Regions from separate parts of the Homo sapiens genome. Here region 1 is linked to region 2. The links are chromatin loops, found by intact Hi-C in ENCODE. Cell type or tissue: Caco-2. All regions are shown on one strand. Each heading gives the region's core, and the rest is flanking DNA. Links, peaks and the distances in the headings are about the cores only.

What was found. A loop is a pair of places that touch in the nucleus more often than their neighbours do. Peaks named below come from ENCODE experiments on the same cell type or tissue, not always from the same donor. Only the 100,000 strongest peaks of a DNase experiment are listed, where the experiment ranks them.
Region 1: a loop joins it to region 2, with 2.3 times the contacts of the local background. A loop is called at or near these places in 2 of 110 quality-filtered maps.

What each region holds. Positions count from the first base shown.
Region 1 is chr15:59,331,516-59,347,493 of GRCh38, forward strand. All of the region lies in intron 1 of MYO1E (myosin IE), which reads right to left. It also overlaps the pseudogene RNU6-212P. Among named protein-coding and RNA genes, the nearest start is that of MYO1E, 33 kb to the right of the region's middle. RefSeq lists an enhancer at 4,063-4,132. In Caco-2, for the core only: no CTCF peak of the experiment used is centred there; a DNase peak (open chromatin) is centred at 8,029.
Region 2 is chr15:59,247,249-59,263,226 of GRCh38, forward strand. It overlaps MYO1E (myosin IE), which reads right to left. Exons shown (of 28, transcript NM_004998.4): 3 at 14,172-14,261; 4 at 9,036-9,130. Among named protein-coding and RNA genes, the nearest start is that of LDHAL6B, 48 kb to the left of the region's middle. In Caco-2, for the core only: no CTCF peak of the experiment used is centred there; DNase peaks (open chromatin) are centred at 8,593, 8,953 and 9,473.

The DNA of each region.
Region 1 (15,978 bases), core at 4,268-12,267, 83 kb after region 2:
AAGATCAGATAGACTCTCCTCTCCTAGAGATCGCAATCAACTTGATTATCAACACCAGCCCCAAATTGTTTTTTATTACAAAGGTATGTAGACACAGCACTCTACCACTCCAAAAATACTAAGATGGAAAGAAATGAATCCCAAATTTTCAACAACTTATATCCCTTCCACCATCTAAATTTCATTAGGTTAACAGGTCAGTAGCACATCTTTAAAAAGTATAAATAACTCTGTTAAAGTAATACCTGTCAGTCATTTTCACCTTGATGAAAATTATTAATGTTTCAATCAAATTTTCTTTTCTGTTTATATGTAGCTAGTTCTGGCTCTACAATTCTATAATTTCATGGTTTGATTTCACTGCATGCAGCTCTCTTTTATTATTGCAGGGCAAGGGTGATATTCAAAAGAGATGAAAGGAAACAAAGACTAATTTCACAGTAAGGGTAACGTGAGGCTACTACAAGTGGAATGAAGCCCAACGGCTCTCTTCTTTAGCCTGAAATCTAGGTTCTAGATAAAAATTGGGATGCGTATAAATTAAATTTAAAAGCAAAAGTATCCTACCATGTTGCAGTAACTTAGCTTTTCCTTCCTTTACCATTTTGTGTCCTAAAACAACTCTGTGAGTAGAAATAGATAATGTAGACATTATTTCCATTTTGCAAATGAGGAACTGTGTTGTCTGAGAGGTTAAATCACTTGCTCAAAGTCACGGGTAAGGGAGAATTCAAAGTCTTCTAACTGCCGCTACTTCTTTTGTGAGACAAAAGTGTGTGATAGGATTTACTGTGTCCAAGAATGCTGCCGATTTAACGGGAAGGAATCCTGGGCTTTTGTACAGCAACACATTTACCTTCTCAAAATTAAAAAGTAAACCCATTATTTACAAATTACAACTTGCAATTAGATGGGAAGAAGTAAGCATGCTGATCTAGGATTTCCATTATGTGGCTGACACTAGGGAGGCCACGTCCATTCTCATTAGAATACACAGATTACTAACCTGACAGCAGCAGCAGTCCACAGACAGGTGTTTCTAGATGTAGTGTCCCCTGTGCTATAAATCCACAGCAGGATTGTCAGTGATGTGTCTGATGCTACAGCCACATAAACTAACTTTCCCCATCACTTAGATCAGGCATTTTTGCTACTACTGAACAGAAGAGAGTTCAGGAATTGACTTTGCTGGCGCTCTATTTTTTTTTTTAATTTAATTTTTTAGAGACGAGGTCTCACTATGCTGTCCAGGCTGGTCTCAAAGCCCTGAGACCAAAGCTCAAGTGATCCTCCCACCTCGGCCGCCCAAAGTGTTGGGATTACAGGCATGAGCCACCACGACCGGCCCTGGGATTCTATTGGATGCAGCCAATTTCTTTGTCAAGATTGGCTCCATGCTGTTATTTAATCAGGTGTTTCCTACTGTGTAGACAAACCTAACAGCTCTCCATCTTAAAAAAGGAGTGAGGAATTGAGCTGGACAGAGATGTGCATTCCAAATTTTTCTTTCCTTTTCATAAAGACTTGATCGTCTTATTTATCTGGATTGGCCATACACAGTAATCTCACTAGCTGACAGTTGCTTAGTAAACACAACTGAAGGACAATCCACTAAGAAATGTCACATTTCTTTTAAACTCTGAAATCCTATATCCCAGTTCCACATCTTGCTTTTCAAGTTTCTGTTTTAACTATCCAGCTTCATCACTATCTACTTTCTTTCTTTTTCTTTTTCTTTTTTGGAGACAGGGCCTCGCTCTGTTACCCAGGCTGGAGTGCAGTGGTGCAATCTTGGCTGGCTGCAGCCTTGAACTCCCAGGCTCAAGTGATCCTCCACCACAGCAACCCCCGGAGTAGCTGGGATTACAGGCACTCCACCACCGCGCCTGGGTAATTTTTGTATTTTTTGTAGAGATGGAGTTTTGCCATGTTGGCCAGGCTAATCTCAAACTTCTGGGCTCAAGCGATCCTCCTGTCTCGGCCTCCCAAACTGCTAGGCTATAGGTGAGAGCGAGGTATCTACTTTTGAATCTAGTCCATCTACTCACCAACCTCCCACACCCATTGTGAAATTACTACTACTACCCACAACCCTACCACACAACACTGGACCTATTTCCCATTGGTGAGTGGGTATCCTTCCTCTGAGCAAATGGACTTCCTACTTCTTTCTAGATCCATTCTCTTCCTGCCTGGCTTTCAGCTTCTAGTTTTTCATGCTTTTTTCTCCCTTTATTCCTATGTTTATAGTTGAAAGCTAAACCACAAGAGTGAGTTCAGTAAATATTTTTTGAGCTTCCACTATGCATCTAAGTAAACACTTCAGAACCAGCATATATCCTCATAGGAAAGAGCTACTTCTTCCTCTGAAACCCCCTGGAAATATGCCCAGGTAATAGGGAAGCACATGAAAGGTAAGCGACTTCCTGACTGAATAGACCAATTGCACTCAGTTTTGTGGCAGTGGATATAAAAGAAATATGAAGAACCTCTCGTCAGTGGGGCACAATGACTCACACCTGTAATAGCAATGTTTTGGGAGACCAAAGTGGAAGGATCGCTTGAGACCCGGCTGGGCAACATAGTGACACTCCATCTGTACAAAAACTTTAAAAATTAGCCTGGCATGGTGGCACACGCCTGTAGTTCCAGCGACTCAGGAAGCTGAAGCAGGAGGGTCACCTGAGCCCAGGAGGTCAAGGCTGCAGTGAACCATGATTATTGCATCACTGCACTCCAGCCTGGGTAACCAAATGAGACCCTGTCTCAAAATAAATAAATAAGTAAAAATAACTAAAAGTATAATTGGAATGTTTGTAACACAAAGAAATTATAAAGGCTTAAGGTGATGGATACCCCATTTATCCTGATGTGATTATTATGCATTGTAGGACTGTATCAAAATATTGCATGTACCCCATAAATATATACACCTACTTTGTACGCATATGTTGTTTTTCTTAAAAAAAAAAAAAAATGACCATTTTAGACGACTCCTGACATAAACACAGAAAAATGCTACCAAATGTCCTCCTTTTCCATTATGGTAACAGCATATTCCCCCCACTGGTGACAAAGTGGCAGAAACTGCTACAGGACCAAAGTAGAATCAGATGGTATCAATAAAACTGCCAACTTCATCCAAATATTCTCCAAAGCTTATTAAGTCTCTGAAAGACGATTATACAGAGATCACTTGGCAAGGGCTTTCTTTCGCAGGCCCTTCCAGTCACAATGCTGGGTCTTTGGGTTCAGCCTGGCAGGGTCAAAAACAGAAGGAAATCAGAGAGAAATTTGCCAACTCTTCCACACTGACTACAAGAATGATTTACTTATCAGACTGGCATATATGTCTCCCTCATTTTGCTCCATCCACTTAGATGTCTCACGTACAGGTCACACTTTCAGAAACCTCATAGAGAATTGCCAAGCAGACAAAGGAAGCCTATTTGCAAAAAACACATCCACCAACTCCTCCTCGCTAAGAATATCCCTGAAGAAGTTCTAACACATTTATTAGTGTAAAGATTTAACACAAAGATTGTCTCAAAGAGAACATTCACACCACACTGGGTCAAACCGTGAAAGAGAAAAACAAGGGCATTCTTGTGGCATCTAAGCCTACTCAGAATAATCTTTATTCATTATTTGCATAGCTCATGGCTTTATATTTTTATTATTAAAGTGCAATTTTGACGTTCAAATTTAAGAAGAATAAAGAACAAGATTTGGCACCACTTGGTGGATATATGTACTATCCTTGGTATGTAGTAAAAGGTGGACTAGCATCAAAGAGTGTGAAAACGACTCCAAGCTACTTTCAGACACTTCAGCTGGCAAGCGCAGGCTGCTACAGTATGAGATGTAATCTGCCAAATACCACAGAATGCAAGATTTTACGGATTTTGAAAGAAGCAAGTGATGATTCTGTGGCCACATCAGGAGAGCATGTTTTCTGCATCAATAAATCTGTGCCGAATATGAATAAAAAAAAAACCCACTTGGTTCTACCTCAAGGGCTGCTTTTCACCATTGTCCCACACATAAGCCAGGGCTGGAAAAGTACAAGAGACCCGGCCAGGCTTGCTCTCAGATCTCTTTGAAGTCCCCCACCTGTTTTCCTAGCTACTTGGAGGCCACGATGGACTTACATTTAAACTATATTAGACCTCATGCCTCAGAGATAGGCCACTGCTAAGCAGCCTGAGCATTTATTTACCAATTAACTTAGTCCGGCATTTTGAGAGGTAGTGGGAGAGACACGGACGCATTCAAATGACTCCCCTTGAGATGTCAGGAAAGAACCTGTATCATCTGAAGCCATGTGTGGCCCTGATTCATGCGGAGGAATGAGTGTCACGGACTATAAGCGGTGCTGTCTGCACACACTTGTTCTGATGCCTTTCCAATGAGAACCCGGCTGTGTGCTGTGGGCTCTCTCTGGTCACACAAAAAAACAAGTCCTGCAGCAACTCAAGTGTGCTACCCCCTCTCCCACTACACCCAAAATATTAACACAAAAGCAAAAAAAAAAAAAAATCTTGAAACTTTTTCTGGAATTAAAAAAAAACTAGGCCGAGTGCAGTAGCTCAGGCCTGTAATCCCAACATTTTGGGAGGCTGAAGCGGGCAGATCACTTGAGGCTAGGAGTTTGAGACCAGCCTGGACAACATGCCAAAACGCCATGTCTAAAAAAAATACAAAAATTAGCTGGGTGCGATGGCGTGGCCCTGTAGTCCCAGCTACTCAGAGGCTGAGGCAGGAGAATTGCTTGAGCCCAGGAGATGGAGGTTGCAGTGAGCCGAGATCATGCCACTGCACTCCAGTCTCGGTGATGGGAGTGAAACGCTGTCTCAAAAAAAAGAAAAGAAAAAACCCTAGATTCAAAGGGACATACATAAATAAGGTAAATAAGGTTTATTTATGTCCCTTTAAAACTAGCAGTCAGGCTTTCATAAGTAACTTTTATTTTTAAAATTATGTGTTTTTAATAGTACTTGAATTTTGGACATGTGTTGGATCATCTGAGAATTCTCTGATACCTCCAGTAATTCACATAGTACACCCCTGGTCTTTTTTTGTTTTGTTTTGTTTTTTAATTATACTTTAAGTTCTGGGATACATTTGCAGAACGTGCGGGTTTGTTACATAGGTATACACGTGCCATGATGGTTTGCTGCATCCATCAACCCATCATCTACATCAGATAATTCTCCTACCCCTCCCCTAGCCCCCCACCCCCTGACAGGCCCCAGTGTGTGATGTTCCCCTCCCTGGTCCACGTGTTCTCATTGTTCAGCTCCCACTTGTCAGTGAGAACATGCGGTGTTTGGTTTTCTGCTCCTAGGCTGGTTTGCTGAGAATGACGGTTTCCAGCTTCATCCATGTCCCTGCAAAGGACATGAACTCATCCTTTTTTATGGCTGCATAGTATTCCACAGTATATATGTGCCACGTTTTCTTTATCCTGTCTATCATTGATGGACATTTGGGTTGACAACTCCTAGTTTTAAAAAAAAAAATCTATGCTTATATAATACCTCCTTGCAGTTACTGAATTGTACAGTTATTGAATTGTTTATCTTTTACAAAGCACTTCTACTTTATTTCATTTGATTCTTATGGAGGTGTTTTATTATTATGAATATTTCCGTTTTACAGATGTAAAAATGGAGGGAACTGATTAAGATGACAAGAGCCAGGATTCAAACCAGGGCTCCACACTCTAAATTTCTATTGAATAATTTTTAAGTTTCCTAAGTTTACTACAGGTATGAAAACAAAACATAAGGCAGGCAATTATGATGAAACCTGCTCTGCTCAGGAATGGAGTTGTGTTATCCATATCTACAACTGCTGAGCTTGATTGTGATTTTTCTAAACATGAACATTCATCAGATATAATTCGTATAATATAAAGCACATGGTTTTATTCTGTTCTACAATTTCGCATTTGGCAGAAAATAGAGCTTTAGCCTACATTATGAAACTTAAAAGAACATTCAGACTACTATAGTCAAAAATATTTCGCTCGGCTGGGCACAGTGGCTCACGCCTGTAATCCCAGCACTTTGGGCAGCCAAGGCAGACAAATCACTTGAGGTCAAGAGTTCGAAACCAGCCTGACCAACATGGAGAAACCCCGTCTCTACTAAAAGTATAAAAAATTAGCCGGGCGTGGTGGTTTGCTCCTGTAATCCCAGCTACTCGGGAGGCTGAGGCAGGAGAATCGCTTGAACCCAGGAGGTGGAGGTTGCAGTGAGCTGGGATCGTGCCACTGCACTCCAGCCTAGGCAACAGAGCAAGACTCCATCTCAAAAAAGAAAAAAAAATCTCGCTCACAGAGTTCTTATAGGACAAAGTAAAATCTAAGCTTAGATATATCTTTACTCAATAAGGCAAATCACTTAAACATCCTCCATACATTTCCCTGTCCATGATGTGGCTAATATGGTTAAATTAAACTCCTTTTTTTCCTCCTACTCAACTGAGAAATGTCAGCGAAGAGTGTAAATTAATCAAACAAAATCCTTCTAAAGGAAATAAGCTCTGTGGTCTTTGCAGAGTCAGGTAATAGGTGTAACTAAAGTGGCCCTATATTGACAACTGCATTGTGAGGCAAGGCAAGAAAAAGTGTTCAAGTCTAAAAAAAAAAACAAAAATGAATAGATTGCTTAGGAATTTGGTAGCTGTCTCTACTTACAAATGAATTTCTATTTTCATTAATATAATTTTTTATAATAGCTATATAAACTAGATCAGTATTGACTTTTTTTTTTTTTTTTTGCTTGAAAGAGGAGTTGAAATGTCTTCCACAGCACATAGTACGTTCCTGACTCCCAGATCTGTGCTGAGCAAACTTTCTGAGTTTTTCAACCTTGGTCAATGAGAGGACTGTGTTTATTATAAATCCATGAAGGGATATCACCTGCTGAATTGCAGAGAACAGAGAAAAATGTTTCCTCTCTGGTTTTAGAACATCTCCTCTTAAGCTCGCTCCATAAAACACTCAGCCAACCCTGCCTGCAAGATGTCCTCAGTGCTGAGCCAGGACTGTCTCTATGGGCTCTCAGGAGTATTGGGGCTGGTCTCCAACCACCCTGCTAAGCTGGGAAAAACAGTAGGGGAGTTTCAACTATTGCTAACCTGTAACCACTTCCCACAGGCAGGAGGAGCAAGGTCCTTGAAAACCCATTTGGGTAAAAATTTAGAATGATATGGGGCAAACAGTGCAAGAGAACCAAAGACAGGGGTGAAACTACCTACAAAGGTCTATCAACATCTAAAAATAGACATTTAAACAATGAAGAGTGCACCCTATAAATAAAACATCAGGCTGGGCGCTGTGGCTCATGCCTGTAATCCCAGCATTTTTGGAGGCCGAGGCAGGTGGATCACCTGAGGCCAGGAGTTCAAAACCAGCCTGGCCAACATGGCGAGACCTCATCTCTATTAAAAATACAAAAATTAGCCAGGCGTGGTGGCACATGCCTGTAATCCCTGCTACTGGGGAGGCTGAGGCATGAGAATTGCTTGAACCTGGGATACAGAGGTTGCAGTGAGCCAAGATTGTGCCACTGCACTCCAGCCTGGGTGGCAGAGCAAGACTCTGTCTCAAAAAAAGAAAATGTCAATGACACATTTTATTCAACTTGAAGTAGTAATAATGGGTACTAAACTCTTCCATTTTATCAAACCTCAATAGACAGAAACCTTTCAGAGCCTTCCTCTCCACTGGTTCTAATGGATGGTGTGGAATGATACACAGTGCTTGGATACAGATTTTATGTGTAACAAGAGATGTTTTCCTGTTCCTGGTTTTCTAACCAAATATTTGACTGACCTTCTGGTTTCCAAATGGAGACAGAAATGTAAGATAGCTTGGTTATTTGACGTACAAAACCTTTGACCTAACTGACTCCATACTGTAGAATTGGTATTTCTCAACTTCACTACCCCGATATTCACAGTAGTCCAGCCTCCTATTGACTGCCTTCATCCAGAACACAGCCCCTCCCAAGAGACACAAAAGGGCAGCTCTGGGCATGTTAGGCTCCCATCCCAGACATTCTTCATGTTGATTCATCTGTGTTTCTCTCCTAATAGGGTTGTTCAGTCACCCAGTTTCCTTCTCGTTCCTATAGTCAACTTCCAATTAAAAGGTCTCCCTACTAAGAATTTTAAAAATTCAGTCCATGTATGGTGGCTCCAGCCTGTAATCCCAGCAGTTTTGCGGCCAAGGCCTGAAGACTGCTTGAGCCCAGGAGTTAAAGACCAGCCTAGACAATATAGCGAGATACCTTCTCTACAAAATTTTATATATACATACTTTTTTTTGTTTTTTTTTTTTTTGACAGAGTCTTGCTCTGTCGCCTAGCCTGGAATGCGGTGGCACAATCCCGGCTTACTGCAACCTCTGCCTTCTGGGTTCAAGCAATTCTCCTGTCTCAGCCTCCCTAGTAGCTGGGATTACAGGTGTCCGCTACCACATCTGGCTAATTTTTTTGTTGTTGTATTTTTAGTAGAGACAGAATTTTGCCATGTTGGCCAGGCTAGTCTCAAACTCCTGACCTCAGGTGATCTGCCTGTCTCGGCCTCCCAAAGTGCTGGGATTACAGGCATGAGCCACTGCATCTGACCTCTACAAAATATTTTTTAAATTGGCTGGGCATGGTGGTGTGCAACCTATAATCGAGAAGCATGAGGATCGCTTGAACCCAGGAGATCGAGGCTGCAGTGAGCCATGATCGTGCCACTGAACTCCAGCCAGGATGACAAGCGACACCTTGTCTCAAAAAAAATAGCAATTTTTTAAACCCCGCCTGATCGTTAAATTAAATAAGGCAAACTTTTCACATTAACCTTTTTTTTTTTGAGGTTCTATTTCCGTGATGTGCTGTGTTTTTGTTTTACTTTCTCTAGACAGTCTAATTTCTATGGACTATTGGAAGGAGGAGGAAAATTGTCAGGAAAAAGTAATACTTGAGTTGGTTTTCTATGACGTCACTCACTGTGTTTTTACCATGTGTAGTATCAAATAACAGTAGCATCAAATGACATGTTTACAATTGCCTTTGCAAATAACTGCCGTTTCTAAGTTCATTACTCCTCTTACTATTTTTTATTTCTAATTTGCTTGGACATTTAATGTCCAAAGTAAAACTAACTTTATAATATTTGGTTTTTATTCAGGAATAAAATCAGGAAGGATTTAAGAAAAATCTTCAGCCAGGCATGGTGGCTCATGCCTGTAATCCCAGCACTTTGGGAGGCTGAGGCGGGAGGATCACGAGGTCAGCAGTTCAAGACCAGCCTGGCCAACATGGTGAAACCCCATCTCTACTAAAAATACAAAAATCAGCTGGGCGTGGTGGCACACACCTGTAATCCCAGCTACTCGGGAGGCTGAGGTAGAAAAGCTTGAACAGGGGAGGCAGAGGTTGCAGTGAGCTGAGATCCCGCCACAGCACTCCAGCCTGGGACAGAGCGAGACTCCATCTCAAAAAAAAAAAAAAAAAAGAAAAAAAAGAAAAAAAGAAAAATCTTCAAAGAACATAAAATTCATTTTAATTTTTAATTTTTGGGCATATATAAGTAGGTGTATATGGATATTTTGATACAGGCATGCAATGTGTAATAATCACATGATCGAAAATGGGGTATCCACACCCTCAAGGATTTATCCTTTGTGTTTCAAAAAATCCAGTAATACTCTTTTAGTTATTTTTAAATGCACAAATTATTATTGACTATAGTCTTTCTGTTGTGCTAGCAAACACTAGATTTTTTTTTTCAATAACATTTAAAATACACTTCATGAATTTGCATGACATCCTTGCTCAGGAGCCATGCTAATCTTCTCTGTGTCATTCCAATTTTAGTATACGTGTTACTGTGAGCATGCAAATGCTAGCTCTTATTCATTCTATTATTTCTAACTATTTCTTTGTACCCATTAACCATAACCCCTGTCTCCCCAGTTCTCCTTCCCAGCCTCTGGTAACCATCATTCTATTCCCTATCTCTATGAGTTCAATACTTTTAATTTTTAGCTCCCACAAATAAGTGAGAAAATATGAAATCTGTCTTTCTGTGCCTAGCTTATTTCACTTAACATAATGACCTCCAGTTCCATTCATATTCTTGCAAATGACAAATGACAGGGTTTCATTCTTTTTTATTGCTGATTAGTACTCTGTTGTGTATCTGTACCACATCTTCTTTATGTGATGAATGATTTCATTCATCATTTGATGGACACTTAGGTTGATTCCAAATATTTGCTATTGTGAATAGTGCTAGGATAAACATGGGAGTGCAGCTATCTCTTCCATATGCTTATATCCTTTCTTTAAGGTATACACCTACCAATGGAATTGCTGGATCATAAGGTAGCTAGCTCTGTTTTTAGTTTTTAAGGAACCGCCCTTCTGTTCTCCACAGTGGCTATACTCATTTATATTTCCACCAACGGTGTATGAGAGTTCCCTTTTCCCCTTTTCTTCACATCCTTGCCAGCATTCATTATTGCCCGTCTTCTGGATAAAAGCCATTTTTACTTGGGTGAGATGATACCTCATTGTAGTTTTCATTGGCATGTCTCTGATTTTCAGTGGTGTTGAGCACCTTTTCATACACCTGTTTGCCATTTGTATGTCTTCTTTTGAGAAATGTCTATTGATATCTTTTGCCCATTTTAAAATCAGATTAGATTTTTTCCTACAGAGTTATTTGAGTTCCTTCTGTATTCTGGTGATTAAACCCTTGTGAGATGGAAAGTTTGCAAATATTTTCTCCCATTCTGTGGGTTGTCTCTTCATTTTGTTGATTTTTTCTTTTGCTGTGTGGAAGGAAGCTTTTTAACTTGATGTGATCCCATTTGTCCAAAAAATCTTTGCTTAGACCAATGTCCTGGAGTCTTCCCAATGTTTTCTTTTAGTAGTTTCATAGTTTGAAGTCTTAGATTTAGGTCATTCATCCATTTTCATTTGATTTGGTGAAGTGTGTTGCTTGTAGGCAACAGATCCTTGGGTCTTGCTTTTTATCCATTCAGCTATTCTATGTCTTTTGATTGCAGAGTTTAGTCTATTTACATTCAATGTTATTACTGATAAGTGAGGCCTTACTCCTGCCACTTTGTTATTTGTTGTCTGGTTGTTTTGTGGTCTTCTCTTCCTTCTGTCCTTCTTTCCTATCTTCCTTTAAGGTGATTTTCTCAGTTGGCACATTTTAAATTCTTCCTTTTTATTTTCTGTGTACCTGTTGTATGTTTTTTAGATTTGAGGTTACCATGAGGCTTGCAAATAACATCTTATAACCCATTATTTTAAACTGATCACAACTTAACATCGATTGCATAAACAAAAAGCAAAAAGACAACCAATAAAAACTCTATAATTTTGTCTCCCCACTTTTTAACATTTTGTTGTTTCTATTTATCTTACTGTACTGTCTATGCCTTGAAAAGTTATTATTTTTTATGGGTTCATCCTTTCATCTTTCTATTTGAGATATGTATAGTTTACACACTACTATTATACTGTTATAATATTCTGTGTTTTTCTGTGTACTTACTATTACCAGTGAGTTTTGTACCTTCAGATGATTTCTCATTGCTTGTTAACATCCTTTTCTTTCAGATTGAAGAACTCCCTTTAGCATTTCTTGTAGGATAGGCCTGGGGTTGATAAATCCCTCAGCTTTTGTTTGTCTGGGAAGGTCTTAATTTTTCCTTCATGTTTGGAGGATATTTTTGCCAGATATACCATTCTAGAGTGAACTCTTTTTTTTTTTTTAATGCTTCAGCACTTTATGCCACTCTCTCCTGGCCTGTACAGTTTCCACTGAAAAGTCTGCTGCCAGACGTGTTGGAGCTCCATCATATGTTATTTGTTTATTTTCTGTTACTGCTTTTAGGATCCTTTCTTTATCCTTGACCTTTGGGAGTTTTGTTATTACATGCCTTGAGGTAATTTCCTTTTAGTTAAATCTGCTTGGTGTTCTATAACCTTCTTGTACTTAAACTTTGATATCTTTTGTTTGGGAAGTTATCTTATTATCCCTTTGAATAAACTTTCCACCATTATCTCTCTCTCTCTACCTCCTTTAAGGCCAATAATTCTTGGATTTGCCCTTCTGAAGCTATTTTCTAGATCTTGTAGGTGGGCTTCATTCTTTTTTATTCTTTTTTCTTTTGTCTCCTCTGACTGTGTATTTTCAAATAGTCTGTCTTCAAGCTCACTAATTCTTTCTTCTGCTTGATCAGTTCTGCTACTAACAGACTCTGACGCATTCTTCAGTACGTCAATTGCATTCAGCAGCTCGAGAATTTCTGCCTGATTCTCTTAACTTACTTCAATTCCTTTGTTAAATGTATCTGATAATATTCTGAGTTCCTCCTCTGTGTTACCTTGAATTTGAGTTTCCTCAAAACAGCTATTTTAAGCTCTCTTTCTGAAAGGTCCCATATCTCTGTCTCTCTGGGATTGACCCCTGGTCAATTTATTTCATTTGGTAAGGCCATGTTTTCCCAGATGGTTTTGATGCTTGTGGATATTCATGGATGTCTAGGCACTGAAGAGTTAAGAATTTATTGTAGGCTTCACAATCTGGAGTTGTTTGTACCCATCCTTCTTGGGAAGGCTTTCCAAGTATTCAAAGGGACTTGGTTGTTATGATCTAAGTTTGTGGACACCACAGCCGTATCTGCATTATGGGGTACCCCAAGCCCAGTAACACTGTAGTTCTTGCGGACTCGTAGAGGTACTGCCTTGGTGGTCTTGTGTAAGATCCAAAAGAACTCTCTGGATTACCAGGCAGAGACTCTTGTTCTTTTCCTTTACTTTTTCCCAAACAGAGTTTTGCTCTCTGTGCTGAGATGTGTGGAGCTAGGGGAAGGGTGACAAAAGCACCCCTATGGCCACCACCACTGGGGACTGCAGGTCTGACCTGAAGCCAGCACAACACTGGGTCTTGCCCAAGGCCTGTATAATTATCTGGCCTATGTTCCCTCAAGGCCCTAGGGCTCTACAATCATCAAGTAGTGAAGCCAGCTAGGCTTGTGTCCTTTCCTTCAGGACAGCCCTGGGCCCAGGTAGGTCCAGAGATGCTATCAGGGAACCAGGGTCTGGAGTCAGAAATGTTAGAAATCTACTGAGTACTTTATTCTACTGTGGCTAAGCTGGCACCAAAACCACCAAAGTCCTTCCCACTCTTACCTCCCACCTTTCCCCAAGCAGGTATCTCTTCCCGTGTTCTCCACCCCACAGGCCCACGGGGAGTGCTGCCAGGGCACCACCAATCAAAGAGCATAATATTTAGATTCAATAAATACAAGCAGCCATTAGCCAGTCAATAGGCACTAGAATCAATAGGTACTAAAAGACCAAGAACTCAAACCAGCATGTCATTTTTTAAAAATCAACTCATCTGTTTGCATATTGATAGGATATGACCAGAGCTTTCAAAATAACTTGAAGTACTTTATTTAGAAAGACAAACAGAAAAAATTTTAAATGCCTAACTTTTTATGAAGAAAAAACATCAAGAAAGAAAGAGGCTTGACCAATCGGGTAGACAGAAGAGCCACTTCTCCCTGAAGATGAGGGACTTCAGAAGCCACAGCAGATTAAACACATTGAGCCCACTGGAAGCTCTTTTCTAAAAGCAATCAGATAATGGTACACAGAATGGCTAACAGATCAGACAGGCAGTTGAAGTATTTAAATGAGAGAGAGAGAAAAAAAAAAAACCTAAGCAAAGTGCAGAATATTGCAGAAGAAATACAGCATAAAAAAGCAAAGGTATCAGGACTGAGAGTTTAACTCTTACCACACATTACCCTCTCTGAGCCTCAGCTTTCTCTTGGGGAGCCTCAAAATCCTGTGCTCAAGGGATTCTCCTGCCTCTGCCTCCTGATTAGCTGGGACTACAGGCACATGTGCCACCACACTCAGCTAATTAAAAAAATGTTTTTAGAAATAGGGGTCTTACTATATTGCCCAGCTTTACCAGCTTATTAGAAGCCAGTGGGTTAAGCATTGACCTTTAACTTTGGCTTTTCATCTGCTGTCAAAAAATAGAACTGCCTAACTACTTTTATACTTCCTGTGATACAAGATGATTGAGGAAAGACAGGGAAATGCAAAGAGAGAGGTACCAGGAATAGAACATTGTTAACAGCTGGCATGCCCTGACTCAGGGAATGGAGGGGTATTTAGCCTGTGGATGCTAAGGATGTATAGAATATTTACCAATTCTCAGAGTCTCTAAGGCCTTCTGTGAGTTATCCATGGTTTAGACACATGTCTGGATTAAAGAGTTACTGTTACTTTCCTCTGCTTTCACATAAAACTTCCTTAAAGCTGTGACAACAATTCTGGGGTAGAGGGATGAGGTTTTATCCAGCAGTTGCATTGCTTTCTTTCTAAAAGACTTTCAAATGCAGCTAAAACACGTGGAGGTAGTACTTCCGAATGCATGTGAGTGAATATCACTTTATAGTTTGCAAAACACTTTTTATATAATTGGTTCTTAGAATTACTTGATTCCTGGAATCAACATTTTTTCCTTCTGAGATTGTAAGCAAAGGTCTGGCTCCCACTTCTGAATCCCTCATTCAGCTAGGCAGAATTAACACATCTTTCCCCTTCTTCCACTTGTGCTTTCTTGACCTCAGGATGACGAGGTGCATCACTGAACATCCAGCCCCCGACCAGGGACCTATTCAGAAGCACGAACTGCAGGCTGTGTCCCACCATGGATCACATTCAGCCCAGACTCAGCTCCTTCTGCAACCCTGCCAAAGAGCCTACGAATGACGGCCCCATAGCCCAGGCCACTCTATTAATGAAGAAGAGTGCACTGGGACACTTGAGGAGAACCTGTTTTGTCTCATGTTTTTGAAGCAAGAGTAAAAAATGGAATGCCTCAAAATGCTACAATCCCTCTATATTCAGGTGAGGGAGATTCTTGTAATTCTGTGGGTTATGACATGATATCCATTAAATTATAAGAACTATGGATAAAATTATTAATATTTTCAAAAGACAATGTTTTAGGAAATATCCCATTCAAATCAGTAACAAGGGTAATAAAATGCCAGTAATAAACTTAAGAAATGGGGAAGATGGCTGGGCATGGTGTCTCACGACTGTAATCCCAGCACTTTTGGAGGATCACTAGAGCCCAGGAGTTCAAGACCAGCCTGGGTAACATGGCAAAACCTTATCTCTACAAAATAAACAAATAAAATTAGCTGGGCATGAAGGCACACAGCTGTAGTTCCAGCTACTCAGGAGGCTGAGATGGGAGGATTGATTGATCCCAGGAGGTGGAGGTTGCAGTGAGCCCTGATCATGCCACTGCATTCCAGCCTGGGTGACAGAGCGAGACCTTGTCTCCCAAAAAGAAAAAAAAAAAAAAGTGAAAGAATTGTGTAAAGAAAAGCATAAAGATGAATGGAGGCCCCTGAAAGAAGGGCTGATGGGGAAGGACACCATGTCTGTGGGTATAAGGCATCAGTTACAAAGACGTTCACCTTCTCAAAGTGCTCTAGAGCACGGGTTCCCAACCCCGGGGCCATGGACCCGTGCTGGCAGTGGCCTGTCAGGAACCGGGCTGCACAGCAGCAGGTGAGTGGCTGGTGAGCAAGCATTACCGCCTGAGCTCCGCCTCCTGTAAGATCAAAGCAGCACTAGATTCCCATAGAAGCACAAAGCCCATTGTGAACCGAATATACGCAGGATCCAGGCTGCGCGCTTCTAATGAGAATCTAATACCGATTATCTGAGGTGGAACAGTTTTCTCCCAAAACCATCCCCACTCCACACCCCAGGCTGCAGAAAAGCTGTCTTCCACGAAACCGGTCCCTGGTGCCAAAAAGGTTGGGGACTGCTGCTCTAGAGGGTTCATGCTACTCCAACCAAAGTTCCAAAGAGATTTTCTTATGGAACTTTGACACATTGATTCTAAATTTTA
Region 2 (15,978 bases), core at 5,366-13,365:
AATCCTAGGAGCTCAAGTCCAGGGGTAACTAACCTGGCGAACCTGTCCTGACCTCTGTCCTATGGTATATGGTAGCTATTACATCTCCATTAAAATATGGGAAATTTGAGACCTAGAGAGACATCACTGCTAATAGGTATAAAGAAAGTGCATAAGGTTTGAAGTCAGACAGGGCTAAATTCAAATAGAGGCTCTGCCATCTACTAGTTTTGGATCTTGGAATTCTCTTAAGCCTCATTTTTTAGATGCAGCTTCAAAAAACAATGCCAACAGAGTGGTAAGGATTAAGAGACAACCTATACGAAAGCAACCAGCAGAGGGCAGGCACTCAGGAAGTCTATCTTGCGGGGTCTGATGGTGCTAACAGCAAGAGGTGACCTGAAATCAGGATTTCAAGAGCCTTAGCCCTGGCTTTTAAGCAGAGTGAGCTGGGGGAGCTTGAAAAAAGGTATTAATGCTCCAAGGCCACCACAAATCAGTTGAAACAGAATCTCTGGAGGTGGAGCCTACATATCTGTAGAGCCACTGAACTAGTAAGGCAATTCAGGAATCAGAAATACTTATCCCTAGAAAGTTAAATTGGTGAACCTAGGCCAGCCATGGCAGCTCACGCCTATAATCAGAGCACTTTGGGAGGCTGAGGCAGGCAGATCACTTGAGGTCAGGGGTTCAAGACCAGCCTGGCCAACAGGGCGAAACCCCTTCTATACTAAAAAATACAAACAAAAAATTAGCCAGGTGTCATGGCACACCCCTGTAATCCCAGCTACTCAGAAGGCTGAGGCAAGAGAATCACTTGAACCCAGGAAGCACAGGTTGTGGTGAGCCAAGAGTGTGCCACTGCACTCCAGCTTGGGTGACAGAATGAGACTCCGTCTCAAAAAAAAAAAAAAAAAAAAAAAAAAAGATAAATTAGTGAACACAAGGCATGGTAGATAAAATTAGCATCTATAGGCCGGGTGCGGTGGCTCATAACTGTAATCCTAGCATTTTGGGCGGCCAAGGCAGGTGGATCACTTGAGGTCTGGAGCTCATAACCAGCCTGGCCAACATGGTGAAACCCTGTCTCTACTAAAAATACAAAAAAATTAGCCAGGCAAGGTGGTGGGCGCCTGTAGTCCCAGCTACTTGGGATGCTGAGGCAGGAGAATCGCTTGAACCCGGGGGGATGGAGGTTGCAGTGAGCCGAGATCACACCACTGAACTCCAGCCTGAACGACAGGGTGAGACTCCATCTCAAAAAAAAAAAAAAAAAAAAAAAAGTTAGCATCCATAGAAGCCACTCTTCCTGATTTGTCTGCCAGTGGGCTGAGGAGGAAGGCATAGGAAATATCCAAGGTCAACCCCAGGTGTTTATTCCTTACTAGAAGTTGGCCTAATAGACATCAGGGCTTGGCAGGAGAGAGTGTAGGTTAATGAAAGGGGGTTGACTTACAGCAGAGTCAGGACAGGAAAGTAAACAGCAGAGATGGGGGGTTTTCTCCAAGTAAAAAGACTGTTCTGCAGACTAGAGCAACACCCTTAGTTCATGTGTTCACATCTTCAGATAGAGGTGACTGCTGTGAGCTGATTTAGCAAATACGATCATCCCTTCGCTCAGAATTCACCCCTCTATCCAGCGTTCTCGTGGTAATCTAGCTCCCTTCGTGGACTGTGTTCCAGGGCACATAATCGGCTGTCCACAGGCAGAATTCTGCCTATGCAATAATGAATTGGGGTCTGATTCACACTTCCTTGTGAGTTTGCTTGGCAAGTCAGTCTACCCAAGGCTGCTCAACTCCAGCTGTTTTGACAAATCAAGTTTGTAGATGGACCTAGGCTTCCATGGAGCCCTGTGCTTGAGAAAGCAGCACGTCTCCTTCCTTGATTTATTTCTTTCAAAATCCACTTTGTGGCCAGGCGCGGTGGCTCACGCCTGTAATCCCAGCACTTTGGGAGGCTGAGGCGGGTGGATCACGAGATCAAGAGATCAAGACCACCCTGGCCAACATGGTGAAACCCAGTCTCTACTAAAAATACAAAAAAAATTAGCTGGGTGTGGTGGCAGGTGCCTGTAGTCCCAGCTACTCAGAAGGCTGAGGCAAGAAAATCACTTGTACCTGGGAGGCAGAGGTTGCAGTGAGCTGAGATCACGCCATTGCACTCCAGCCTGGTGACAGAGCAAGACTCTGTCTCAAAAAAAAAAAAAAAATCCGATTTGTTACACTCATTTCTAGTCTTGAAATGGTCAGGTGCCTGTCCATCCTGTCACCGTATCCACTGCGTTGGAAAATATGAGTAAGACTGACAGGAAACTAGAAACGCCGCCTTTATGGGCTGCATTATGCCATCTAAAGTGTCATTTAGACAAAGTCACACCAGGGAAACTGGGAGGTGGAAGTCTAAAACACCACCATAGAAATTAGGTCATCGCTCACTTTTTATTTCCTAATTAAATGACACTAAAGATTCCTAGTCTTTCCAGCCATGCCAGAATCCCTTAGCATGAGGAGCAGGCTTCTCTTCCAGCCTCCAAGAAAATGGTTTTTTCGTTTGTTTTCTGCTCACAAACACATTTTAAAAGGCACCATTCAACTCGGCCCCTAACAGATGGAGCACCTGCCCCATCCAGTGTCAGGGGCTACAAACTTGGCCTTTCCACCCAGAACAGGATTTCCCTGCCTTTCCTCCTCTCCAACATTATTTGGAAGGAAGAGTTCCAAAACCAGTTCCTTCACAGGTGAAAAAGCCAAGGCCCAGACAGGTGTGAGGCGTGCTGCCCAGGGTCAGGTGAGCATGAACCACGGCATGCCAGAGGTTTCCAATTTGCTTTCTCAAAGCAGACAAACCACAGCCCTGGTGCAGAAGAGAATTAACTCAAGGGCTCAGGCTTTTGCCCTCGGTGACTGGGCGGTGATGTCTATGCCCCTGGAATGTCCTACCTAAGAGGAGTGCTTTTCCTTTCTTGGGGGCTTTGACCATAGGAGAGTCTGACGATATGATTTATGTCGGGGGCTTTGGGACATACCATCGCAATTCTGACCTCCAACTGGAAACTAAAGGCATTTGCACAAGCCTTCGAGAGCAGCTGGAAACTGAAGGTGGGCCAGGCAGGCGGTGCGTGATCGAGGCCAAACATCAGAGGCTCAGGTGATGTTTTCTGGTCGGCAATACTGTGAGTATTGTCACACCTCATACCGGTAGGAGGTAGCGCTGTCCATGACTCCACAGGGAGAGGAAAACCAGAAACTCCACCTCGGGACCCTCCCAGACCTCGCCCTCAACCTCTTTTGTTTGGCTTTAATTTGTATCCTCCTTTTGCCAGAACGAAACTGTAATCCTAAGTGTAGGGCTTTTCTGAGTTTTGTGAGTTGTTCTAGTGAACTACTGAACCTGGCGGGGGCGGGGGGTAGTGGGAACCCCTGAATTGATGAGGGTGGCCTGGGGAGCCCTGAACATGCAGCTGATGTCTGCAGGGTGGGCAGTCTACCGAGGAGGCCTGTGTCCTTAACCTGGAGTTTGGCCCAACTCCAGGTAGCTCCTAAATTAAAGCACATCTCCTAAATGAAAACACAGCCACTGCAACAGAAATCCTTGGGAGCAGGTCCTTGAAATCTCTGCCACCTGAACAGCTGGAAACAAGGATCTGAAGTGGGCATCATCCCGCTTCAGTGCAGGTGGACCTTGCAGTGCAGGTGGAGGGAGACACGTGGGCTGCAGAAGACTGAGGGGGCCTCCAGACTAGCAAGCTCATGTAAGAAGACCATTCCCATCCCACTCGTTTTGGCACACACCCAGAAGAGGGAAAATGTGAGGAAAGAGAAAGGGCAGAGGACTCTATCAGAAAACTCATCCTGGACCCTCATTAAATTCCAGCTAGGAAAATACCTCCTGCCTCTCTAGTAGTCGGTGACCTCCGCTTAGTATCAAACAGAAGCATTTCCTATTAAGCAACCAAATTCAACATGACCCAGGTGTTCCTCCTCATAAAATTTAACTTGCACCTGCATCTGATCAAGTCATTAGATATAACCTTAAACTTGTAGAAAATCCAACTGAAGGAATAAGTATAGTGAGACCAGGAAGAAGCAATTAGACAAATGTAAATGATGTCTGTAGGAAAACTAGTTTTGGTCTCTTCAAAAAGTCAGTGTCATGAAAAAAAACAGCAGTAATAGGGCAATTGTGGTAGGATAAAAATAAATTTATGATTCATAACCAAATGCAGTCAGCGTTACTTGATTTGCATAAACCAGCAGAAAAGGACGTTTGCGACTATTAGAGAAGTTTGAAGTTTTTAGATGATGTTGAAAATGTACTATTAATTACTGAGTTATGATAATGGTCTTCGGATCAGTAAGAAAATGTTTCAATTTCTCAGAGATGCATGTGGAAATATTTAGGGGTAAAATGTCATGAAGTCTATATTTACCTCCAAATACTTCAGATATGTATTTACCTTGAAATGCTTCAGTGCTCATGTTTTGCAGTACTGACTTGGGAACCATGTAAATGTTTTGCATAATTATAAAAACAAAATTACATTTAAAAATGCAAAACAACTGAAATTGTAAATGAAATAAATGAACCCAACTGTAGGTCAGGTTGACATAGAAAAGGATTATTTTAAGTGACTTTTATGAAACCCAGTATTTTGACTGCAAATATTGGATATTTGGACAAAAACCAGAAAAGAAATTTTAAAATGAATTCAGTATTGCTACTAATAATATTGGTATTGTTACTTTAACAGCATTAACAAACTTATTCTATCTGTCTAAAACGCATACAATGCAATGCAAATAATTGCTAATGTAATCAGGAACTAAGATTGTTCAGCATAAGATAAATGGGATACAAAAATTAAAATCAAAGAAATAAAAACTCTGAAATCTTAAAAATTAATTGAAAACAGTTAATTTTTCAACTTCATTTTTCTCTTAAAAAGCTCATATTCCCTAGCTTTGTACTTTTAAAGAACTATAGGCACTGAAAACACAGGGCAGTGAGCACTCTTGGTGTCTAGTTTAGTGGTCTCTTAATGCCATTTCCCATTAAAATGAACCAAGGCCTAGCGGGGTGCGGTGCCTCGTGCCTGTAATCCCAGCACTTTCGGAAGCTGAGGTAGGCAGATAACTTGAGGTCAGGAGTTCAAGACCAGCCTGGCTAACATGGTGAAACCCTGTCTACTAAAAATGCAAAAGAGGCTGGGTGCAGTGGCTCATGCCTGTAATCCTAGCAATTTGGGAGGCTAAGACAGGCGGATTACCTGAGGTCAGGAGTTTGAGACCAGCCTGGCCAACATGGGGAAACCCCGTCTCTACTGAAAATACAAAAATTAGCCAGATGTGGTGGCGTGTGCCTGTAATCCCAGCTACTCGGGAGGCTGAGGCAGGAGAACTGCTTGAACCCAGGAGGCGGAGGTTGCAATGAGCCAAGATCGTGCCACTGCACTCCAGCCTGGGCGACAGAGTGAGACTCTGTCTCAAAAAAAAAAAAAAGCGAAAGAATTAGCCAGGCATGGTGGTGCATGCCTTAACCCCAGCCACTCAGGAGGCTGAGGCAGGAGAATCGCTTGAACCCAGGAGGCGGAGGTTGCGGTGAGCTGAGATCACACCACTGCACTCCAGCCTGGATGACAGAATGAGACTTGGTCTCAAAAGAAAAGGAAAAGCAAAGGAAAAAGAAAAGAACCAAGGCCCCTGAAGAGACTGTGGATTCTACGCAGGAAATATACAAGATGAGCTAGAAGATCTTAAAGAAGGAAACCAACAGAGCCTACTGCGGTCATGTCCAAAGGACATAAGAGCTAAGAAAAAAGAGTGTCACTGTTCAACAACAGGATCATTTCAGCCTTGAAAAGTATAACTGCAATGTAAACAGGTACAATATTAAAAGTCCACTAGTTTGAGTAATACTGAAAATAAAACACATCACCTTGGGAGACTGCTAGGGCAACAATTAATTGTTTTGAAAATAGGTGAGTAATGGCAGTGAATCCAGTGTTTTGTCTAATTTTCCCACATAGTTTTTATTTGAAGGTGACCAAGCAAAAGAACTAATAACTGCAGAAAAATAATAGAATTAGAAAACAACGATTTTTCAACCACTAATTAAACAATGGCTCTGAAATGATTTATAACAGACGGGTTCACTGACAATCTGGACACACGAAGAGAGAGCAACAGGCATGAAGTGCACAGCATCACTGATGAAGTTTCCTTTGCCAAAAACGGAATCTGAGTCTGATCGAGTTTTTTTTTTTTTTTTTTTGAGACAGAGTCTCACTCTGTCGCCAGGCTTGAGTGCAGTGGCGCAATCTCAGCTCACTGAAAACTCTGCTTCCTGGGTTCAAGCGATTTCCCTGCCTCAGCCTCCCAAGTAGCTGGGACTACAGGCATGCGCCGCCATGCCCGGCTAATTTTTTGTATTTTAGTAGAGATGGGGTTTCACCATGTTGGCCAGGATGGTCTTGATCTCCTGACCTCGTAATCTGCCCACCCAAGAGTGCTGGGATCACAGGTGTGAACCACCACTCCCGGCGTCTAATGAAGTTTTTAGATATAACTATTAATTTACAGAAAATGTAGGGGACAATGGAATACTTAAGCAACATCATAGGATACAATTAGGCAATGCCAGACTGTATAGTAAGATCTACAGGACAAACAACCTTTTTTTTTTTTTTTTAACAAAGCCAAGAAAACAAAAAGGGGAAGGGAAAATTGTTAAAGACCGAGACACCTAAGAGACACAGCAACCAGGTGCGGTGTGTAGGCCTTGTTTGGATCCTAAATAAAAATAAACCAACTATAAAAAAGAATTTATAGGAAAATCATGGAATTGGAATACTGATATTAGATACTATAAAAGAATTCTTCCTGTTTAAGGTGTGATAAGAATGATTTCTTAGAGGCACATACTAATTATTGAGGAATAAAGGGGATCTTTGGGTTTGCTTTATTAAAAAAACAAAACAAAACAAAACACCATCTCTGTCGCCTGGCTAGAGTGCAGTGGTTCAAGCACAGCTCACTGTAATCTCAAACTCCTGAGCTCAAGCGATCTCCCTGCCTCAGCCTCCCTAGTAGCTAGGGCTACAGGTGTGCACCACCACACCCAGCTAATTAAAAAAACTTTTTTATGGAGACAGGGTTTGCTATGTTGTCCGGGCTGATCTCCAATTCCTGGCCTCAAGTGATCCTCCTGCCCCCTGGCTTCCCAAAGTGCTAGTATTACATATACTCTTTTCTTGACCTTGGAAATGAATCTACTGCCATGCCCTGCCAGATTTGCTTTAAGTAATCAAGTGGGACAGAATGGGAGGACCAAATAAAACAGAATTGGCCATATACTGACAACAGTGCAAAATGGATAATAGATATACAGGGACACATTCTACTATTCTTTCTCATTTTGTGTATATTTGTAATTATCCACAATAAAAGGTTTTTTTTTTCCCAAAAATGTCTCAGAAAAATTAACTAAAAAAGATGAACACAAATACGTATGATAAGATTGTGAACTGTCAAATTCTAGGTGATGAGAATATGGATGCTTATACTTTCTAGTGTTTGAAAATATTCACAATAGTAAGCAGAGCTTTTTTTTTTCTTGATATGGAGTCTCAGTCTGTCGCCCAGGCTGGACTGCAGTGGCGTGATCTTGGCTCACTGCAGCTTCCGCCTCCTGGGTTCAAGTGATTCTCCTGCCTCAGCCTCCTGAGTATCTGGGACTACAGGCATGTACCACCACACCTGGCTAATTTTTGTATTTTTAGTAGAGACAGGGTTTCCCCATGTTGCCAAGGCTGGTCTTGAACTCCTGACTTCAAGTGATCTGCCTGTCTCAGCCTCCACTAAGGTATAAGCCTTTTTTTTTGGTTTGGTTTGGTTTGGTTTTTTTGAGACAGGGTCTTGCTCTGTTACCCAGGCTGGAATGCAATGGCACAATCTCAGCTCAATGCAGCCTTGACTTCCCTGGCTCAAGTGATCCTCCCCACTCAGCCTCCTCAGTAGCTGGGACTACAGACAAATGACACCAGACGCCTGGCTAATTTTTATATTTTTTTGTAGAGATGGGGTTTCGCCATGTTGCCCAGGCTGGTCTCAAACTCTGCGGCTTACAGGTGTGAGCCACCCCAACTGGAGTTAGTAAGCAGAATTTTATTTTATTATTTTTTTTCAAGATGGAGTCTCACTCTGTCACTCAGGCTGGAGTACAGTGGCACGATCTCAGCTCACTGCAACCTCCTCATCCCAGGCTCAAGCGATTCTCCCACCTCAGTCTCCCTAGTATCTGGGATTAGAGGCGTGCGCCACCATGCCCAGCTAATTTTTGTAAATAAGCAGAATTTTAAAAGCACTTAAGGCAGGAGTATCCAATCTTTTGGCTTCCCTGGGCCACACTGGAAGAAGAAGAATTGTCTTGGGCCACACATAAAATACACTAACACAAACGATAGCTGAAGAGCTTAAAAAAAATTGCAAAAAAATCTCATAATGTTTTAAGAAAGTTTACGAATTTGCTTTGGGCCACACTGAAAGCTGTCCTAGGCCGCATGTGGCCCATGGCCTGCAGCCCACAGGTTGGACAAGCTTGACTTAAACCCAGCCAGGATTCAGAGCCATGTCAGACTAGAGGGATTATGAAATGTGGCTACAGACACCTAATGCTGGCAATTACCAGTAATCTTCCCCCAAATTCAATGCAAATGACAAAGTTCACCAAAAATGTTCAAACATGAACTACTAAATTATGAAGGGAATGAAAAAATAGGGACCTACAGAAAAGGAATTCATCTGACTAAACAGTGAAAACATGTTTATTATACTTACTGCAATCCCATGGAAGCTCAAAAGTTTTATGATATGGAGCTCTATTATATAGAGTTATAAATAAAGCAAGATAAAGCAGCTAACCTGCTTGCTACTCAGACACATTAACCAGGCTGTGACATCAGTAGCTGTTGCAAAACCACTGCTTATCGACCGAAATCCATAACCACAGCATAGTCTCATATCTTCCACGCCCACTGATAAGGATCTTCTTCATACCTGATAATGACGCACTGGTTCTCTCTGTCAATGATCATGTTTCTGTACATATTATCTGCAAGGGCATAGATATGTGGTGGGTTTTCATACTGTGCCTAGAAAAGCAAAAAATAATAATACATAAATAATAATAAAAATTTAAAAATAAAAACAAAATCATGGTCAGATAGGCAATACACTCAATTTCTTTTCCTGAATTTGGAAACGAATCGTGCACTATAGTTCCAATGCCTATCATTACATCTTAAAGGTTGCATGATACAAGAATTCATAAAACTTCCTAGGTCATCAAGGTTACACCCTCACAAAATTAAGACGGAATTTGGAAGCAGTCTCCCGTAGGCATATCCATGATTCAGCCTTCCGGATGTGCCCCGTGTCTTTAGACACTCCAACACCCCACCCTTCCACCCATACACGCCTCTGCAGGTGACAGTCCATTTCTAAATGTTTCTGTAGACACTTGGGCAACAGGTCTTTGGAGAGGCCTGCCAAACACCTAGATCTGACTTCTACCAGAATTCTAAACTCTTACATAATTTTTTCTAAGAGGCCACGTTGTAGATTCTGGGGCCTCAGAGGGAATTAGGTGAGATTATCTATGGATCAGAAAAAATACTTAAATCTTTCCATAAGAAGAGGGCAAGAAGGTGTGGTTCTTTAAAGGGATAAGCTAGTTTGGCCAGTTTGTTTCATCTCTATTGGAAAAAAAAATCCTACCACGCTAAGATATTCTCCTGGGTTTGTGATTTCATCTTATGGGATATCTTAGCTATGCACAAATATCAAACTAAATACATTTTCCATGCTTAATAAATTATCAGGCTGACTTCAGCCCTGCTTTATACAATTTCTTGACACCTACCTTTACCACAACCTCAAAAATTACTAAAAAGAGAAATACTTTGTTGAGTATATATGGAGAAAGAACACTCCTAGCCTGTAATCACTCCAAGCTACTTGGTAGGCTGAGGCAGAAGAGTTGTTTAACCCTAGGACTTGGAGTCTAGTCTCCACACACACACACAAATTTAATTAGCTGGGTGTGGTAGCACATGCCTGCAGTCCTAGCTACTTGGGAGGCTGAGGTGGGAGGACAGCTTGAGTCCAGGAGTTGGAGGACGCAGTGAGCTACAATTGTGGGAATAATAGCGTCCAAGCTGCAAGTCTCACAGTGTAAATGACGGATGGGAAAGCAATTTGAAAAGACAGAGTGATATACAAAGGTGAAGCTTAACGTACTTAATCCATCTTTGGATTAATTTACTTAATCCATTTCATTGTGCAGTGACTTACTGTAGAAAAGGGGGCCTGGCTGAGAAGTTGCTGCTCACTGCCATGCTCTGGAAGATGAGAGTTTGGTGGGGAGGGGTTAGGATGAGGGGGCTTTGTATCCGATACCCAGTGTTCTTCCCATGCTGTAGGCAGGGGGCTCATAGGGGGAGCTACCCAGTGAGGGCTGCAAGCTATGCCTAGGACTGGTCACCTAAAGAACCCTATGCAGGAACCAGAATATGTGATCTCTGCCTTAACCTTATGGTTAGGAGTGGATACCTGGATAGGACCTCAGGATATGGTTTTAAATGGACTTCTAGTCCACAATAAGATTGTGCAGGATTATTATAATTATTATTTTAATTTAACAGAGTTTAACTGAGCAAAGAATGCTTCGTGAATAAGGCCGCCCTGGAACAAGAATAGATTCACAGAGCCTCCAGTGCTGCCATATGCCATAAGATTTTTGGGCAGAAAAAGGAAAGTGATATACAGAAAATGGAAGTGAGGGCTGGCCCTGGCTCAGGCCTGTAATCTCAGCACTTTGGGAGGCTGAGGTGGGAGGATCACTTGAGGTCAGGAGTCCGAGACCAGTCTGGCCAACGTGGCAAAACCCAGTATCTACTAAAAACACAAAAATTAGCCAGGCGTGTTGGCAGATGCCTGTAATCCCAGCTACTCAGGAGGCTGAGGCAGGAGAATTGCTTGAATCCAGGAGGTGGAGGTTGCAGTGAGCTGAGATTGCAGTATTGCACTCCAGTCTGGTGAAGAGCGAGACTCCGTCTCAAAACAAAACAAACAAACAAAAAAATATATATCTAGAAAATGGAAGTGAGGTACAGAAACAGCCAGATTAGTTACAGATTAGTTTAGAATTTGCCTTATTTGAACACAGTTTGAATAGTTGGCCACCTTTGATTGGCCAAAACTCAGTGACTGGCAGAAAAGTAGGTTATAGTTTGTTTATACATCTGGTTAGGCTACAGTTCACTGTGCACAGAGAAACATTTAGCGCTGGGTGTGATGGCTAATGCCTGTAATCCCAGCACTTTCTGAGGCAAGGCCAGAGGATCACTCGAACCCAGCAGTTCCAGATCAACCTGGGCAACATAGTGAGACCTCCTCTCTACAAAAAAGAAACAAAATTAGCTGGACATGGTGGTGTGTGCCTGTAGTCCCAGCTATTTGCTTGGGAAGCTGCGGTCGGGGGATCGCTTGAGTCCTGGAGGTGGAGGTTCCTGTGAGCCAAGATCACAGCACTGCGCTTCAGCATGGGTGACAGAGTGAGACTTTGTTTCAAAAGAAAAAAAAAAAAGAAGAAAACATTTAGATCCAACTTAAAATATGTAAGGAGGCAGCTTTAGGCTAAACTTAATTTAACAATTCCCCTCTCTTGTTTTTTTTTGTTTTTGTTTTTAAATAGAGACAGGGTCTCACCATGTTGCCCAGGCTGGTCTTGAACTCCTGGGCTCCAGTGATCCTCCCACCTTGGCTTCCCAATGTGCTGGGATTATAGGCATGAGCCACCATGCCCAGTCCAATTTCCCTCTTTTGGTCATCCTCTCAATTTTGAGACACTGACCAAAACTTTAGGCACTGATGTCACTCTGTCACCATTGTAAAAATGTACTTACTTGTTCTCAAATATCATTGAGAAATAACAGAACAGTAGGGTTTGTAAGATTGGAACAAAGACTCTAGGTTACTTTTTGTAAGGGTTAGAGTAGAGCGGACCTCCTCCTGCTGGCATCTCCTGGTCTGTTTCTTTAAAGTTTCGATTATGTCACATGTAACATGAGTGATTCCATGTTGGTTTGGTTTGGTCTGGTCTGTTAGGGGCTACTGCATGAGATCAGTCCAAAACAATGGACTCTCATAATTTTGTTTAAAAATTCCCCTCTTTAGGTCAGGTTCTCACTTAGGTGAGAGTGTCACCAAAACTTAGCCCTTAGCACCCCTCTCAGTTACCCTCATTTTGGGTTTCTGGTCTCAAGTGCACAAACAACATTAATGACTCTTTGAAAATGAGAAAGTAGAGGACTGTAAGAAAGACACGAAGATGGAAAATGGAAGGAAATGGAGTGAAAAGCAAGCTATGGGCAGTGGGGGAAAGTCATTGCCCAGTAAGGCTTCAACGCTGCTGAACTGTCATACTTGACCTTTGCATGTCACTCTATATTTTCCAAACTCGTTTCCTATCTGTGGTCTTACTGAACCTCTCAGCTATCTGTGACAAAACTATAGAGTGGGCATTTCCTTTACCTGATTCTTCCCTCCCCTGAGACTCTCAAAGTCATTAGGACCTGACTTCAACTCCTAGCTCCATCACTCAGTAGATTTTAGTACTTCATCTCTCTGAGCCTCAGTTTCCTCATCTGTGAAATGGAGATAGATGTTATGACACAGCCAGCATCCAGGGCTGTTTTATTATTGCTGCAAGTATAACATAGTACATGGCACTCAGTAAATACCAGTTTTACAATAATCTGTTACTATTAGCAGTAAAATTGAGCATATTTTTTAGAAATTCTACATTTCCTTAAAGAGAACACTTCAAAAGATAAATGGTCTAAAAGGGATGTGTATACAGCAACCCTTTTCAGAAAACTGGAGAGAAACACACATGCACAGCACTACCATCTACAGCGCCTTGGCTGTCATTGAGGACGCCAAGCCAGCTCTGTGCGCCTGCTGATCAGGGCACTAGGGCAGGGCCAGCCTCTGCTGACAGTGTTTCCCTTGTGCTGGGCTCCCATAAAGGCAGCATTATCAAAGGTCTTTCGCGTGGCAGCCTCCTTCGGCTCCAGCTACCAGCACCATTCATCTGGCAACAATGGGGTGGGCTCTTGCTCTGGGTAAATTGCCTTCCACTTCAACTGATGAATTTGTGTGGGCTCTCTTTTGTTTGCTTTTTAGGGGTCAGGATTAATGAATACTCTTGTGCTTCTGCTGCAGTGGGAAGGAAAAGGAAAGGAAAAAGATGCAGAGATGGGGAGGCCTGGGGAAGTGATGAACCACAGAATAAAATATATTAAGGAGAATTACAGCTTCCATTTTTACTATACAACTGAAATGGCTATGGAGCTGATTATGAATAGGAACCAGGGTCAAATTAATAAATGAAGTAATACAAGATTCATTTTTCATGTTGAAGTCATAGTCATAGTTTAACAATGGTTCTGATTCTGCAAATCAGTACCCATTGCTCTATTTTTTTACCCATAACTGATTTTTATTCCTTAGATTTTTGTGGCATATATGGAAGCAGGAAGATCCCTAAGCTGTAGGTCCTACATCCTATTTAACTAATTTTCTATGCAAATAAGGCTCAAATATTAGACAGTCCTAAGCTTTTTTGAGCTCTGCTCTAAAAAGCAGATCATTGGCCAGGCGTGGTGGCTCACCAGCACTTTGGGAGGCTGAGGCAGGTGGATCACCTGAGGTCAGGCGTTCAAGACTAGCCTGACCAACATGGTGAAATACCGTCTCTACTAAAAATACAAAATTAGCCAGGTGTGGTGGTGCATGCCTGTAATCTCAGCTACTTGGGAGGCTGAGGCAGGAGAATTGTTTGAACCCGGAAGGCGGAGGTTGCAGTGAGCGGAGATCATGCCCAGCCTGGGCAACAAGAGCAAAATTCTGTCTCAAAAAAAATAATAATAATAAAATAAAAATAAAATAATAAAAATTAAAAAATAAAAATAAAAAGCAGATCATTAAAAATCAAACAATGTCACTCAAGTTTCTCCAATAAAAAATTCATAATAGAAAAGTGCAAAAGTACTGCTAACTTCAAGAAAAACCATGTCTGCATCATAAAAGCCCTAAATAAGGCAGTAATTTATGTGACACGTAACTTACCGCTCCTTGGTACATTTCAATTTCCTTTTCCCCAAAATATGGCATCTGCTTGAAAGGGTTGACTGAGATTAATACAGATCCTATATATGTCTGAATTTAACTCAGTTAAGGTCCATCATTAATATTCATAGCTACACATTTTTCAAATTAAGTAACCAGATGTTATCAAGAATTCACAATGACTGTCCAAGTGGAAAGTTTGTGTACTTGTTTTCTAAAAGATTACAAGTAAAGACGAAAGCAATCATCCAACTAGCACAGGCTTTATTCCTCCTAAGGAAGAGTAATAAATTACCAAGGTGCTACAAAATGAAATCATTATTTTAAATGAACTAAAGCACATTCTTTCAAGATGGGTGACACGTACAGCAAGGAGAAAAGAAAACAAAGGAAAAATGGCCAAAGAGTGAAAAAAGCAGTTATCAGTCCTCCCCTCAAATGATATGCATTTTTTCCTTTGAACTTTCGTATCCGTTAGGTACACTAAAAACATATTCATCAGCCGGGCGTGATGGCTCATGCCTGTAATCCCAGCACTTTGGGAGGCTGAGGTGGGGAGATCATTTGAGGTCAGGAGCTCGAGACTAGCCTGGCCGACATGGTGAAACTCCGTCTCTACTAAAAATACAAAAATTAGCCAGCTGTGGTGGCACACGCCTGTAGTCCCTGCTACTGTACTCAGGAGGCTGAGGCAGGAGAATCGTCTGAACCCATGAGGCGGAGGTTGCAGTGAGCCAAGATCATGTCACTGCACTCCAGCCTGGGCAACATAGTGAGACTCTTGTCTCCAAAAAAAAAATAAAAAAAAATATTCATCTACTTATTTAACAAATACAGGGATACAAGATGAACTAACAGCTCTGTTCTCCAGAAGCTTAGAGGAATTAAAAGGCATCAATGAGGTAATTTTCTGGCCAGGTGCAGTGGCTCATGCCTGTCTGTACTCCCAGCATGTTAGAAGGCCAAGGGGGTGGATCGCTTTAGGCCAGGAGTTTGAGGCCGGCCTGGGCAACATAGCAAAACTCCATCTCTAAAAAAACAAAAACAAAAACAAAAACATTAGCCAGGCATGGGGGCGTGTGCCTGCAGTCCCAGCTACTGGGCAGGCTGAGGCGGGAGGATTGCTTGAGGCCAGGAGTCGGAGGTTGCAGTGAGCCCAGATCAGAGGTTACAGCAAGCCAAGATCACGTCACCGCATTCCAGCCTGGGTGACAGAAAGAGACCTTGTCTCAAAATAACAGTAATAATCATAAATAAGGTAGTTTTCAGAGAAGAAAATTATAAACCCACCTACATCAGGTTTAGGGAAAGAAGGTATTATTTCTGCTTGGGGAATACAAGATGGCCTCTCAGAGAGGCTATGCTTATGCTGGGCCTTAAAAATTTTACACATTTTAATATATGAAAATAAATGAAGACTTATGATCACATGAAAAATATTTCCAATTATTCATTCAACAATCAACTAATTTGAATTGGGTGCTTACTTAACATGCCAGGCACTGTTTTAGATGCTCGGGATATGACAGTGAACAAAATAAATAGAATATATATAACTTCTTGACTTCATGGAGAGAATAAATATAACTTCTTGACTTCATGGAGAAAAAAAATCTAAACAACACACAGAGACATTCAAAACTGTTTCTTTCAATGATCAATTTCAAGGTGTTTAGAAATTTTACAAATAAATTGTTAAACAGAAAGTTATTTACAAATATATAGTTTTAGATAAAGACTTAAAACTATGAGATTTCCTCCCACAGGAGAACATTTTTATATTTACATATTAAGACCTGTGTACCAT